2 separate regions of the Homo sapiens genome follow, and region 1 is linked to region 2. A link is a loop called in an ENCODE intact Hi-C map of the cell type or tissue named here. Cell type or tissue: mammary epithelial cell. All regions are shown on one strand.

Region 1 (8,000 bases), 410 kb after region 2:
GTCCCTATAATTCTAGTCATAAAGGAAACTATGAAATGACATGTATTTGGTTCCACTCAAGAAAATTTTACATACACATGCTGTTTAAACAACAGTATAACTTCATACATAATTGTTCAACTGAGTGGTCTAGACCTACTCTGTCCCATATGGTAGCCACCAGCCACATGTGGTTTTAAGCCACTTGAAATGTGGTTGGTCTGAGTTGAGGTGTGCTATTTAATATAAAATATACATCATAATTTGAAGAAGACTTTGAATGAACAAAAGAATGTAAAATATGTCAATAATTTTTTATGTTGATTACATGTTGAAATGATAGTATTTTGGATGTATTAGATTAAGTTAACCGTATTGTTAAAATGCATTTCACCTTTTAAAAACGTTTTAAATGTGACTAAATTTTTTAATTATATGTGGTTCGCATTTGTGGTTTTTAGCTTTCTATTGGACAGTACTGGTCTACTATTAATGCTATTGATAGAAGGCAGTGTCAGTCAGGAGAGAGGCAATCAAGTCTTTATGGATTCAGTGAAATTTGAGCTGATTTGGGATAAGTATAGATGGACGGGCCAAAAGGAGATCTCTTGGGTTGTCAGAAGAGTATAATCAAAGGCAGGCACAGTTAGGATTTGCCTAGGGGAAATGGACACACCAGTATGACTAGCATGACAGTTTGCTTTGGAGAATCTGGACATGAATTGGAAAGGCAGCTGAGGGTCAGATTGAAAAGTGCATTTTGTGAAGGCTCATGGAAACCTTTTACAAGTGGGGAGCCACCCAGAGTTTTGAAATAATGTGGTCATGGGGGGGAAAAGCAATGTTTTCTAAAGCATTCTCAAGTGGGAATGCTCATTTTTTGTTGTTGCAGGGTGGGTTCTGAAAGTTGGCAGATGTGTTTGAAGGTTTTGTAATAATCCACCATCCAATGACCATACATGGGTTGCCCAGAACAGTGAGAAATAATAGCAAAGTCATAGACTTAAATCTCTGGCTATGCCACTGACTCACTACAGGCTTTGTTTCCTCAACTGTCAAATAAGAATCACACCCCACCCCCTGCCTAATGAAAATGGTCATAGTGAGAATAAAGCAGCAATGCATGCAAAACAATTAAAAAGTGCTGTGAGAAAGATGAAGTGATTTGTAAACCCTTTAATTTTTATCACTTGTACTATTTTTAGTAATGGGGTAATTCTTGATAACTTCTTCACATTGTGTCTTACTATCTTAAATAACCATGGATACCAGTGTTAGTAAGTCAAGAAAGGGCCTGCATTTGTCTTGAGCTAAAAAGTATATCAAAAACAGTTGTCGTATCAATTTTTAAATTGACAGGAAAAAATAAAAGCTATATTTGGGAGGAGAAGGCATGGGGAATAACTGTCTACTATTGAAAAAAATGTGGTATTTATCAGTTTCTTGTGCTTGTTTGATCCATTTTATGCAACGTAAAATAAACGTTTTTGAGGAAAGGACTCATGGTTGAAAATGCTTATCTTCAGAGATTTAATCTTTTGAAAAAAAAATTTATCTTCAGAGGAAACCATTGTGTTTTGTAGTCCACCAAATCCGAAACAGTTTGTCATCCAACACTGCTATGAGCATTTGGACAATTTGCTATATAACTTTATGTTACTATATTAGGTAAAGCTTTCCTCACTAAAAATTAATAGAGATGTTTGAAATCTAAAGATTTTTAGAGTACAATTTTTTTAAAGAAGTTGGTGGTAGGAAAAAAAAGAGAGAAGCAGTTTAAATACCAAGTTTGAGTTAGCAAGTGTTCTAAATACAGCACAACTATCTTCAACCACTTTGTTTTCTATAAAACATCTAAAAAGAAAATCTTTAGAAAAAGAATTCTAGGCTAAATGGCCCAAATGTTTAACAAAATGAAAAATCTCTAAGATATCTCTTCTTCTCCTGATTGACCCAGTTTCCAGCACTGCTAATATATATAAAAATAAATGTCCTACTGAACTTCCCAAAAAGTTAATATTCTAAAATCAGAATACCCTTGCCAAATGGTTCTTCCAGCCCTGCCTACTTGGGCAGAAGTCAGGAAAGATGTAATTACTTCTACCAATTAGCACTCCCTCTTGCTTCATACCTGAAACCGGTTTTCATCTGGAACTAGAACACTCAGTGCTCATGAGGTTTCTCACAAACCTTTTAGCCTTTGGCTCTTTCTGTCCACTTAAGAGTCAAGCTGGTAGCCTAAGGTGAGGCCTTGCTTTGGGTAGTTCACCATAAGAAAATTACATAGACAATTTGGTTACTACTCATAATCACAAGATGAATAATTGAATCTGTCTAATATACACCTTTTTCTTGGAGAGCTGCTGTGCAGCTGGCTAGGTTGTACACTGCACAACTCCAGGAGGTGCATTCACATAAACTACAGCGTGAGGAGTGCCCTGGCATTACTCAAGGAGCAACCTACACAATTGTACAGTGGAGTACTGTTTCTTTTCTCCTTCTCATGGTCAAGAAAGAGAACAATCTTATGCACCTTGACAGTGAATAATTACAGGTCACTTCACATAAAAATGGCTCTTTTAGGCTGGGTGTGGTGGCTCATGCCTGTAATCCCAGCACTTTGGGAGGCCAAGGCAGGCAGATCACGAGGTCAAGAGATTGAGACCATCCTGGCCAACATGGTGAAGCCTCATCTCTACTAAAAATACAAAAATTAGCTGGGCTTGGTGGTGCGCACCTGTAGTTCCAGCTACTCGGGAGGCTGAGGAAGGAGAATCGCTTGAACCCGGGAGGCAGAACTTGCAGTGAGCCGAGATGGCGCTACTGCACTTCAGCCTTGTGACAGAGCGAGACTCCGTCTCAAAAAAAAAAAAAAAAAAAAAAAAAAAAGCTCTTTTATGCCTCTTTTGAAGTTTGGTGACAGAATTGGTTAACATTTTATTAAATGGCAATTTAATAAAACTAACTTACTTTGGGCTGGGCTCACCTATGTGCTTTACACCTATTAATTTAATCCTCACAACAAACCTATAAGGTAAGTAAAATTAATTTTTATTCCTATTGTACAGATGAAGAAACTGAAAGATTAAGGAATGTTCCCAAGTTATATGCTAGTACATGGTTGGGAGTTGGATTTAAATTCAGTGATTCAGAATCCAGTATCCAATTTTATATTATCATACTTGACTGCAGCCTACACAGCATTTCAAATGAGCATTTAAGAATATCCAGGGATATTTATTTTTCTTAGCATTCTGTCATGATACAAGGCTTAACTTTCTAAATTAATTGAATTTACTCTAAAAATCAGTTATTGGAAATTGAATTCTTCACAATTAAATAATTTCCAAGTAATCAGATATATATCAACTTTGTTCAATTAAGGAATTTGCTTTGATAAATACAAAGTTTATCACAATGTTTCAGAGTTTTTAAATTTTAAATTTCAATATATATAGAAAGCTATGAGATATTATGAAAGATGCTAATATGAATGATATTACTTACCTGTGTATATTTCATGACATTTTTCCCAAAAAAATTTAATAAATACAAAATCATGTTTAAAATTTGGACTGATTTATTTGAATTATCTAATTCATTCTACAAATTTCCCCAAGAATCCCCATTCTAGAAATCAGAAGTGTAGTCAGGCCCTAGGCCTGGCTGGGATGAGCTACCTGCATCTAATCCATAGTCTTATGTTCTGTCCCCTGCCACACTAAAGCATGAGGTAACCCCAAACAAGATCTCGGCCAAACTAAAGAGCAGGTGCTATTATACTTGCTTTTTGTTTAATCTAGCTACCCATATCCTCAGATTATATTTATTGTGTACATACCATATTCAATAGGAACCTTAGTGATACAACCATATACATTTTTATTAACAAATAGAGCATATGGATATCAAATTGCTTTATTTCATATATTTTTTAAATTTAATAATTAGATTTGCTTTTGATAATATTTGTAATTCATATCTATACCAAGGCACTAAGGCTATATCAATGCTTTAAAAATCATATAATTAAAATTTACAAAATAACCAGAAAACAAAAAGAAAGAAAAGTACAGTAATTCTCAAGATAAGGGAGGTTTTCTCCATGTTGGTATTTCCAATCCAGGCCACCAAAAGAGACAACTTAGTTCATTCAAATCGTCAGAAAACTATGTAAATATTTATTGGCTTGATTTAGTCATTCCACAGTTTATACATATCTCAAAACAACATGTACATGATAAATATATACAATTTTGTCAATGAAAATAGATTTACAAATAAAAACACATAAATTGTTTTTAAAATGTCCAAAATTATTATATTAGCAAATTAACTAAAACAAGTAGCCATTATATAAATATTAACTAAAATAATTTTTTTAAAAAAATACTATTCTAAATAATGTAAGGCTGTGCTGTCCTCTAAAAATCTGAAGATCATTGCAATATTCAGAAATGTTTCCCATCACCTACTTCCTGGGAAAACAAATATTCTACCTTATTGTGTATTAGAAGAATCATTCTCTGTAGGGCTAGTCCAAGCATGATTCATATTTTCGGGATGACTCTCCAGTTTTCCTGTAAAGGGGAGCCTGCCTGGCCCATCCCTCCTCTCATGTGTAGCTGAGTCATTTTTATGCGCTGAGAAAGGAATTGTGCAGTTACTACATTTATCTGGTCTTTTCTACCAAGTAACTCAAGGTACTGCTTTAAAAAGAGCAACAATGTTGGAAAATAATTTTGAGACATGTTATAACCACAAGTAATGGTTCTTTTCCATGACAAATTTGAACACGCACTCTTTGGAATCAAGGTTTCAGCTGGAATGTCTAGAAGGGAAGAGTCCTGACATCTTATGTCTGACATAATTACTCATTTGGTTCAGACTTGGACTAGTCTATTCATTATAACCCTAGAAAATAAACAATCTACATTGTTTCAAGAGCAACCATAGTCTTTTGCCAAATAGAAATCTAAATTGACTGTCATATAATTTTCTTTGTACCATTAGTTTGTTTTTTTTTTTTTTCTCTTTATGACAACTTTGGTTAGAATTTAGCAGTAGTTGGCTCACACCTGTAATCCCAGCACTTTGGGAGGCCAAGGCGGGTGGATCACCTGAGGTCAGGAGTTCGAGACCAGCCTAACCAACATGGTGAAACTCCGTCTCTGCTAAAGATACAAAATTAGCCGGGTGTGGTGGTGTGCCCATGCCTGTAATCCCTGTTACTCGGGAGGCTAAGGCAAGAGAATCCCTTGAACCCGGGAGACGAAGCTTACATTGAGTCAAGATCGCACCATTGCACTCCAGCCAGGGCAAAAATTGCACTCCAGCCAGGGCAAAAAGAGCGAAACTCCGTCTCAAAAAAAAAAAAAAAAAGAATTTAGTAGTAGTGAGGTACATGCTCTGGAGTTAGGCTACTGCGGTCGCTATCCTATTATGGCCATTAGCTAGGGCAAAGTATTCATTCCCTTGCATCTCCAATTCTTCATCTGTATACTAGGGATTATAATACTAGAATCTCCTTCAGGTGCCTGCTGTAAGTATTACATAAAACAGTAAGTATAAAGCTCTAGGAGTAGCAGCTGATACCGAAACTACACAATAAACATTAGCTACTGTTATTACTCTTCTAGTTTTTTTTTTCTTCTGACTTATTTTCCACCATTATTTTCCGACCAGATTCATCCGATAATCAGTGGATTAGCAAATACTTGTTAAGCACCTGTGAGGGTTACAAGAAAAAAAAAATAACCTAATAGCACTGAACTGGAAAGTTTACAATACTCCTGGCTTAGCACAGAAATTCTTTCATGTGCATAAAACAAGAAATAATAAACTGTGGTAAACCATCATGGGCTAAATTTCATGGTACAGAATATGTGTTGTACAAACTCAGAAAAAGAGACATCAGTAAAGACAATTTCATGGAGGTTGTTGGAACTTGATGGATCTGGAAGGATGAGCAATATTTAAGTGGGTGGAGTAGAAAGAGGTAATGCATGCCAGGCAGAACAGAAGATGAAAAATGACACAGATGAATGTCTCATATGCTCTTGAGAAGGTGAAGACCCTAGCCTACATGGCTTCATTTTACTGTCATTTAATTTTTTGGGGCCACTCTGAAAATTAAGTTCAATATTTAAATTGAAGTAATAGAGCAGAGATGAACAGATCCATGTCTCACTGCAAACAGGGTTTGTGATTGGAATAGCATATCCTCATCTTTTACGTTTTGTTCTCTAAACCAGACTGGTTCCATTCCATTCTTTTCACTTGTACAATTAAAGAAAATGTTCTGTAATTGTAGAGGACTAATACAGGATTGCCTTCCTACAAATCAGTTGGGTGGCTGAAGGTTTTTAATAATCCCCTGTGGCCCCTTTCTGAAGCATTTCACAATGGTGCTTACCAATGTTTCCCAAAGCAATGACTTTCATAGCTTCCAGGAACGGTGTATAAAGCAGCCAGGTAAGAATTGTGTGGTTGCTGCAACTGACTATTAGGCATAGTTTTTGCAAAGTCCAATAGGTTCTTCTTTATGTCATCAAAATTCTGTAGTCAATTAAAAAACTGGTGGAATGTGTTTATATTGACAGTAATATTCCTTTTCCTGGTAGGAACTTACCCTTTGATTATGGCTTCTTGAAACTTACTTCTTTTGAAATAGAAACAAATCACAATATGAACAATAGAATATAATAATCAGGATTATTCATTGTATATAATTCCTTATTTGAAGAATTCACATTTAATTCGACTTTATTTAAATGTCTGCAGGTGGTCATATTGGTTCATGGAGAATTGCGAATAGAGGTAAAGTATGAAAAAGGTTTTTGTACTTAAAATAATAGTTTAGTTTAAAAAAAAATTAAATTGTGTTTAGTAGAAATGAATATTTAATTTCTAAAATTATTCAATAATTTAATTGTGAAAATATATAAAATTAAAATTCTAATAACTGATAACAATATTTTAAAACTAGTCATCCATAAATGTCATTATTATAATTTATTTCATGCATTCTTTTCTTCTTATCTTAAACAAATCAGCTGGTCAAACCCTATGGGCCCAGTAAGATACTGTGGAGTATAAAAAGAAAATATAAAATACGACTAAATGCTAATATTAAAAATCACATAGCTTTGTAGTTATTTTAGTTATTTAACATTTATTACTTGCTTGACAAAGTATCAGGTAGAGCTAATTAGATACCTAACAGTCTTAGTGATCTTGAAACATAGGGGGTTCCTCAACTAGGTGTCTGTAATCAATATTCTAAGCAAAAATTGCCATTAATTTCCATAACAAATGGAATCCCTTTTTACATAAGACTAAAGGTCAATATGATGAAGAAGAGATGACTATGCAACAAGCTAAAAGAAGGCAAAAACGTGAATGGGTGAAATTTGCCAAACCCTGCAGAGAAGGAGAAGATAACTCAAAAAGAAACCCAATTGCCAAGGTAAGTTATATCAACAGGAGCGTATGAGTTTTTAGAATAAATGTATAAGGTGTAAATTAAAATAATACGGCAATTCCAAATAACAAAATGAAGACTGGGGAGTCCACAGAACAAGTGAACTGGTATCCTCAACAAAATAGTACAATAATAATAATAATGAGAGAAAGAGAGAAAGGAAGGTAGCTTCTAGGGTTATGAAAAAGAATTGAGACAAAGAATTGAGACATATTGACCAATTTTAATATAGAAGGCTTACTTGGATACAGAGTCTAGCAAACAAATAGGAAAAATAATGCATGTATAAGACAGAAATGGTTGGGAGCAAAATATGGATTGGTCATGTATTGATAACTGTTGAAGCTCAGTGATAGGATGTATCAGGTTTATTATACTATTCTCTTTCTTTCTTTCTTTCTTTCTTTCTCTTTCTTTCTTTCTTTCTTTCTTTCTTTCTTTCTTTCTTCTTTCTTTCTTTCTTTCTTTCTTTCTTTCTTTCTTTCTTTCTTTCTTTCTTTCTTTTTCTGAGATGGAGTCACTGTGCCTCCCAGGCTGG
Region 2 (8,000 bases):
ACAATTTACATAAAGTACATTGTTCCATATAATTCTGAAAGAAATAACTTATCACAAACCTGGGCCTGGTGGATCTAAAGAAGTGTGTGTGGAGCTCTCTAACTTCTAATTCAATTTATTTAATGGTTACAGGTCTATTTAGATTTTGTATACCTCCTCAAGTCAATGTTGGTTATGTGTATTTTGTAAGAAGTTGTCTGTTTTGTCTGTATTTTCAAGTTAATTGGAATTATCTATTCATGTTATTTTACTTTTTAACATCTGTTCTCTCCAAAACTATACTTCCTTTTCATTCCTAATATTGTTTTATGTATGCCTTTTCTATTTTTGACTTGCTCAGAGTAGGGTTTGTCTATACTCAAGAGGTTTAGTTTAGTTGATACCCTCTATTGCTCATTTCTTTCCTTTTTAAAAAATGTTCTTCATAAAATATATTATAAATACCAAAGATTACATATAGCATGTGTGTGTTTTAATAAATAATAAAATGAACATTAGGGTATTCACGTTCAAGGTTAAGAAATGGAACATTACTAATATTTTCAAAGTTCCTAACTATATAGCAGTAGCTCATTCATTTTCTTTGCTGCATAGGATATTATTAGAAAGAATGTACAGTTAATTCATTAATACAACTTTTGAAAGGGATAATATTCAATAGACTTCAGTTATAGTATGTTTCTTGAAACTATGAAGTCATTTGATATTATGTTTTTGTGAGGTTTGGATGCCTTATTGAAAACAAAATAAAGTAAAAAATGTAAAGACACTAGTATATTAATGATGAACTAATGACCTTTAAAGATATTTTATAATAAAAATAACTTCTGTATACAAGAATGCCCATATTTTAAATTAAAATATAACAAACTTTAAAGATGATAATATAAAGTATTACCTACTGCAGCCTAAGCAAAATAGTTTTGTTGCATTTTATAGTACTAAGCAAATTGTATTAATTGCATGATAGAAACCTTATCAGACGAATCATTAAATCCTGATGGAAAAATTTAATGCCAAAGAGAGAACGAAAATTAAAGGTGTTATCTGCAGTTGTTTCACTTTCATGCTGTTGTTTAATTTTATAGTAAATACACAAAGTAGGCTTTCTAAAATGACACCCTACTTCAGTAGAGAAGAAAAAGAATGGAAATTTATGGAATGTCTTAAATGTGAAGAGGATCTTCTGGATTAAACACAATAATTACAGAATTTTAAACTCTTCATTTCTCCTGTGGCCATAAGTCTTCTGCAGAATGGAAATATTACCTTTCAAATTCTTACCACTTCAAAGGTAAATTGCAAGATTTACTGCTCTACATTCTCAGTACTTAAATGAGTCTAATAAATTTGTTTCCACCCAAACTCATTGTAAGATGGGAATTCCAGCTATCATACTTTCAGCGGAAAGTATGATTAACTACAGGTCACCACAGATACCATATATGGTACAGGACTGCCATGGGAATTACAACAGGATCCAAAAATGTGCATGAGCTTACATTTATTTATTCAGAACGTGCTTCCGTATCTAGCTGTATCTCAACAGGAACATCAACAATCTCCTTTTAATAAGGTAGCTGATAATGCATCAATCTAAATATACGTATACTATAATTTTGACTTTTTTAAGCTTGCAGTTTTAAAACTAGTTTTCATCTACTTCCTTTATTTGCCTTAATCTTCTTGTCACAAATGTAAAAGCCTTTAGAAATTACTATACTCCCTTTTAATTTAAAATGATGAATATATCAAATATTACCAAGAGCAAAAACATCACAAGTTTTTCTGGTAAGGACTCACATTATTCACATTAACCCTAACAAATATAAAAATTTGGATGCCTATTTATCAACATAGGTTGCAGGCAGAGTTCATATACTCCAAAGAGGAAAAGTACAGATTTGAGGGGAGTTATTGCAAACGTTTCAACTATTTTAGTTCCTTTAGAAGAGGAGCCCTTTTAACAAAATGATGGATTAGCCGTGTCCAAGTATGTGCCATTTATAATGTATACTAGATAACATAATCTTAAAGTGGATTTGATAACAGTATTAACACATATTTTTAAAAGAATCTTATTATTTGTAACAGGCAGAAGACAACTGATCTCATGTAAATTAGTTTCCACCATCCCTAACAATTCTGGTTACATTAAGAGGAAAAAACACTTTCTGAGGCAATCAAAAACTTACAATAGTGAGTGAGATGCTCTGATATACTTCTTTTTTTAGTATCTCCCTGTCATTTTTTTCTTTGTGCGTGTGATTATTAGAAACTGTATTTACACTTCAGAGTGTGGTGGGGCACACGGTGGGAAGGAGATACAGGAAAAATGCAGAATGGGAAAATTCCCTCAACCTGTTGGGCTGCTTACTGGGAAGACTAAAATTTAACAAGTCTCAGATTCTTGTTAAAGACTTGCTTTGAAAAGCTGTCTCCTTAGAACAAACAATGTTTTAAAGATAAGTAATGGTTTAAAGATATCCATTAAAGTCTCTATAAAATGAAAAATGTTTCTAAAATGCCGTGTCATTAATATTATATTGAAAAGTTGAGAGTCGTATGAGTCAAAAGGAAGGAAATACATACATGAGATGGTCAAGAGAAGTGTTAATTTACCCATCCGGTCCGAAATTGCAAGTGTTTGTAAACTGACAATTGCAGATGAAATAGTCATTTTCTGTGCACTTTCCGGTATTTAAGTCTCCAGATACAGCATTTAACCTAAACTCAACGGAATTATTTTAAAAAAAAAAAATCTTAAACGAGTATGTGCTAGATCAAAGCTGAAGCTTCCTCCGTTTAGATTTACGCGCACCTTCTTCCTTGCCACAGCTCGACACCCCCACCCATGCCTTGCCGGGAAAGCTCCTGGTCTTCCATGGCCTCTGGGAGCCTCGAGCGAATGCGAGAAATTCTGAGAGCAGCACCCGTAGTTTCGTTCCCCATCCTCAATCCCTTCGCAAAGGAAACACAAAACCCCAAATGCATGCTTGTAAACTGAAAAGCTGAAAATGCTTTTAAATATATTACAAAAGAACACATTCTCTAAGCCGTTTCCATTTGTAGTCACTTCATAAGCTCAGATACTTTGTTGGAACAGTTCCCGGGCAAATGGATGCGCTTATTTGTCCAATTCCTTCTCCATAAACATATCGTAGATCATAACTACCAATCCCATATTCATACCTCGCTGACCTTAAGGGAGGACAACCCTTGGACCCACTCCCACTTGCCAGGGTGGAGGGCCAGGAAGCAGTAAGAATCCGCGAGACCAGACTCGGCTCACTGCCGACGCGGGTATAGACCTCGCTCCCATCGGACCCCATGCGCATCCATGGATGCGGGTAAGTCGCGGGTCCGCGGCTCCTTTCTGGGCGTGCGGAATGAAACTCTGTTGAAGCCTGAAGCTTCGCGTGTAACCGCGCCGCCAGAGTTCCGAACACTTCAAGTCTCCCGTGTTCTCAGAGCATCGTCTCTAACTTCCTCTCCTAGAGGATTTCGTCCTGGGCGGCAGGTTTCCGTAGACTCGAAACCCCAGGCTGTGCTCCGGCCGCGCAGTCCTCCCCGGAGCCGGAGTAAGTACGACGCAACCCCACCGCATCCATCATCCCCCACCACTGTCACCCTCTACCCGCCTCCACACCTCGGCAGCATCCCCAAAACACAACACGACCCCAACCCCCATTCTGGCCCGGTCTTCCCACACTTTCGCGCCCCCGGCACATCCCGCCCCCAGCTGGGTGGCTGGCGGGGGTGGACCGCTTGGGTGAGCTTCTGAATACCCTTTAGGGGAGATACCGAGAAACCCACTTCTCAGGGGCAGCCCCACCAAGGGACCCAGGGACACAGCCCCGGCTCCACTCACTAACGAACCAATCCGGGTCAACTGCGACCCAGAGCTGGGGAGGGGGCAGCCCCTAAATCCCTTTTCAAGTCTGTGCTTTGAGCTCTCAGGGATCCTCTCCACCCAAAGGCGCCCTCCAACCACCATCACCACCAGCTCCACCACCTGGGGAGAAGCGTGAATCCCAACCCCCTGCCCAACCCGCGACGGCGCCCGCCAGAGCGCAGCGAAGCCTGAGCGCGACTCAGAATTCCAACAATCGAACACCTTGTCTCAAAACAAAAAGCTCAGTCCAGAGTCGACCCGCAAACACACGTTTTCTCTCCTCACTCCTGCAGGCCCGAACTTGGGGCTGCTACCAGACCCGCAGCATTGATCTGAGCCGCGGTTGTCACGTTTCGGCCCGCTTTGTCCCCAGCTCCGTGCAGCGTCCAGGGCGGATCCACCCCCGTCCCCACCCCAGCCCTATCCGGCGAGATCTGGCTTACCACGAGGGTCAGCAGCAGATGCAGGCAGACGGCTCCGCGCACGGAGCGCCGGGGCCCAGCGGCGGCCATCGGGATGCCGGGCAGGGCCAGGAGAACGCGGGCGCCGGGAGGGTGCCGAGAGCGAGACCTGCCGAGGTGCAGGGCGCGGGAGGTGCTTTTCTCGCCGCTGCTTGTTTTTAAGTGTATTTGGCCTCTCTCAGGCTTGCCTGCCCGGGAGCAACTTCACTTCTGAAACCGGATTGGACCCAGAGGACGCGGAGAGGCCACTCCTTGTTATTTCTCAAGTTTTATCATCGCCGGCGCGGCTGAGGAGCTGCCCGAGCCTGCCCCTCTGCTCCCCAGCAGCCACCCGGGCGTTCGCGCTCGGGAAAGCGGTCTCTGGCGCACCCTCTGCCAGTTCTCCCACGCCCCTCGGCTGCCCCGCGGCGCTGCCGCCCCGCCCGGCCCGCAGAGAGGCCCTGGCAGCCCAGATCGTCCCAGGGCGGCCCCATCGCCGGCGCTGCGCGGTGCATCTCAATGCAGAACCCCAATCCGCCCGCAGGGATCCCTGCCTCGACACGGGCTCTGCTGGATGCCAGGAACACCCTTGTCATTGGATCAGCGGATCTCCCCTTCGACGTCTGAACAAATTCTGCCAATGTTTTCAGATTAAAGCAAAATACATGTACTGTATTCTCTCCGGATTTGACTAACATGACAAAATACACGACAGAAGGAATTTATCCCAGATGGCATGATAAACAGTTTTTGGCATGTCAGAAATTAAAACCAAATTTAAGAAATTCTAATCTAACCATTTTTACGCACCCAAAATATGAGTGATTACACTCAGCGCTCTATTAACTGTCAGTTTGGGGGACTCATATGAACCTTCTAAAAACGACTTTGTTCTTAGATGTGAATTATTGGTTTACTACTTACTGGTACCAAAATGAAATTTTTCAGGTGGTCAAAGGAATATCTACCACACAAAACCTTCTAAAACGAGGCTTACAGATTCTACATCATGCAACGACTATTTATCAGGGCCCGAAGTCGGCCAAGCTTTGTGTGAGGGCATGGAAGAAAGGAAATGCAGAAAATCTAGTTCCTGTCGGAAATAATTCAAAGTCAGAAAGGGACGAAAGACAATCATTCCTAGCCCAGTAGGCTACACTTTTTAATAGAGATGTCGTTTGTAACACCAGGGGGACATCCTCTTATTTCTCCCTAAACTGAATTTTAAGTTCCCCGAGTTCCCATCTACTGGATTCAGGAGGAAATCCCTCTCAGACATGAGATGCTACTCCTCGAAGTCCATTCAAAAGTTGCAAGGTCGGGAATTTCAGACAGCCAATTAATCATGAAAGGGTGTTATGACCTTCATTCATCTCACTCTGGCTCAAGTCTAATAGACTCCTCGTCGTCTAAGCCATGTATTCCCTGAAGTCTGGGGCTTCCCTGAAACTCATGAGGCTCAGCTTTAAGGGCTCAGACACTCTAAGTTGAGCTTCCCAGTGTGAATCTCCCAGGCACCCGTCAGTGGAGGTCTCTGTATGTAAGAGCTCTTCCAGTCTCAGAGAAAGTTCTCCAAACTTCTCTCCACTCCAGGGTTTTCACCTCCCATCCTCCACGTGCCTCCAGCATGACCTCAGAGAAAGCTTCTCAAAGTCACTTCCAGCCCCCCAGCCCTCAGAAACTCAAGTAGAATGGTTTTCTTGAACTTAGATGAGTAAAGGAGATGGCTAGCACCAATCTCCCTCCCTCACCACTTTGAATTCACTGTTAGAGTGAAGGGTTGAGGTGTTAAGGCATTTTAGAGGAGAGGATCTAACTTAGCTGAAGAAAGCTTTGAAGAAGCAAAATGTTGCGATAAGCCCAGCAAAGAAAAGGGAAAGGGTAGGAGAATGCTTCAAGATAACACAACATCAACAGGACATGAGAAGCTCTGGAGAGCCTTGTGAGAGTGCCCCAGGGTAAGAAAGCAGAAAGGGGTTGGTTCAGAATGGTTACATGCAATGGCTGGGAATTCGGTTAGAAAGATGGTTCATGACAAACCATGCTGAGGAATTTAATTTCATCCTGACAGAAATGGAGAACCATCCATTCAATGTGTGAAAAGGGTTAGTAACTACTGTTACAAAATTGTCACTTTTGGTGAGTTTGCACATATGAACCCATTTGTGCTGTAATATGGCTTTCTTTAATACCTAGGGAATGAAAGACTTTGAAGTGTTTGTCTTTATTCTAACTATTCTTAGTTTTTCTATGATTTCAACTCTATCTTCAGATTTATGAGAGTCTGGCCTGGTTAGGACTGTCCTTTGAAAGACTAAAACTCTAAAATTGCTATCCCCTGATTATTTTGACTGTGCTGTGTAATAGAGGATATTTATTGTTAAGCCTACTGACTAATATGACAATTGCTGTGAGCTTCCATTTTTAGCTTCCGCAAAATAAAAGTTGTAGGAATCTGCTTTAGAAAAACTCGAAGAAAACATATTATGGATATTTTTAACTTGTATTGCAAAATTCTAGGTGCAATACGAACATTAATAACTGAATGTAGTATTAGTAATGATTTTGGAATTTCCTGTTTGTCCACCATGAGTATATTAATCTAAGTCCTAATAAAAAGCAATGCATTTTTATCATATAAAGAAGAATCTTTACAACATAAATATGACTTGAGGATAAATTAAATTGCTTATATTTTTTGCTTATATTTTCCCATATAAATTATGATTTAAAATAGTTTGTTGATTTTTTTTCAAATATGAGCTTCAGTTTAGATATAGTTAGAACTGGATGCTTTCTATTATAAAATTAATTTTAAATCATCATGAGGTATCATAAAGCATAAAGAGTTTTCTGAACTGTCTTTATCTTAATACCCTATCCCTCAAACTGCAAAGTCAGTTGGAAGTCACTGCTAAAAGGATAATGAGCCAAAATGGGAAAATAATTTATTATTTTCCCTTGTTATGTTCTTAGTTTGAAGGGTAAGAGCAGCAATAACAAAGGATCAAAAATGGGAATTGACTTTAGACTAAAGAACAAAACTTCAGAAATTCAGGTGAATTGCAACATTTTCAGCAGAAAGCAAACAAGATAATGAAGAAGAGTACTCTTACTCTGGACCTATGAGAAATCTCTGACTACGGAAGAGCTAACTAGTCTTAGGAGGTGGGACCTGACCTCTGGCCCACGAGCCAGGCTGCCTTGCACAACTCAGCACCAACAGGTGCTAGTCTAACACACCTACTCATCTCAGTGGCTTACCTGGACGGTGACATGGCAACTGTAGGTTTCCTCAAACACTCCTACGAAATACCGCCAGGACAACTGTACAATGTTTGAGACAAACTTACGAGAAAGAGCAGAGGAATTTATGAAAAAAAAAGCTTGAATTAAAAACAAGTAAAAGATTTGTTTACACCTGTGGCACAAAAATGAGTTCCGCCATGGGACATGAACTCAGAAGCATGTTTGGAATATTATTTAGGATAAATAGCCGCAGTGTGACTAGAGGTTCTGCAGATTTCCCAGAGCACTATTGAGAACAGCCACCACATTTTGGTCATTTCAAAAGACTGCTGGGGCCTTGAGGATAACAGAAGGTTTAAGTCAAAAGTCAATTATAAATATCGCATTGCTGCCCACTACCAGAGCCGTCCCAGAAT

What was found. Hi-C counts contacts between places; a loop is a spot of excess contacts. Peaks named below come from ENCODE experiments on the same cell type or tissue, not always from the same donor. Only the 100,000 strongest peaks of a DNase experiment are listed, where the experiment ranks them.
Region 1: a loop joins it to region 2, with 9 times the contacts of the local background. A loop is called at or near these places in 2 of 110 quality-filtered maps.

Annotation. Positions count from the first base shown.
Region 1 is chr18:31,449,678-31,457,677 of GRCh38, forward strand. It overlaps DSG3 (desmoglein 3), which reads left to right. Exons shown (of 16, transcript NM_001944.3): 2 at 6,763-6,798; 3 at 7,316-7,447. Among named protein-coding and RNA genes, the nearest start is that of DSG3, 5.9 kb to the left of the region's middle. In mammary epithelial cell, no CTCF peak of the experiment used is centred here; DNase peaks (open chromatin) are centred at 764, 2,134 and 4,564; H3K4me3 peaks cover 3,588 bases; H3K27ac peaks cover 6,607 bases.
Region 2 is chr18:31,038,254-31,046,253 of GRCh38, forward strand. It overlaps DSC3 (desmocollin 3), which reads right to left and starts at 4,489. Exons shown (of 16, transcript NM_001941.5): 1 at 4,339-4,489. The coding sequence starts at 4,407. It overlaps LOC124904345 (a long non-coding RNA gene), which reads left to right and starts at 3,280. Exons shown (of 2, transcript XR_007066445.1): 1 at 3,280-3,581; 2 at 4,189-6,973. In mammary epithelial cell, a CTCF peak has its summit at 4,860; DNase peaks (open chromatin) are centred at 1,458, 2,878, 3,328 and 4,628; H3K4me3 peaks cover 3,828 bases; H3K27ac peaks cover 6,814 bases.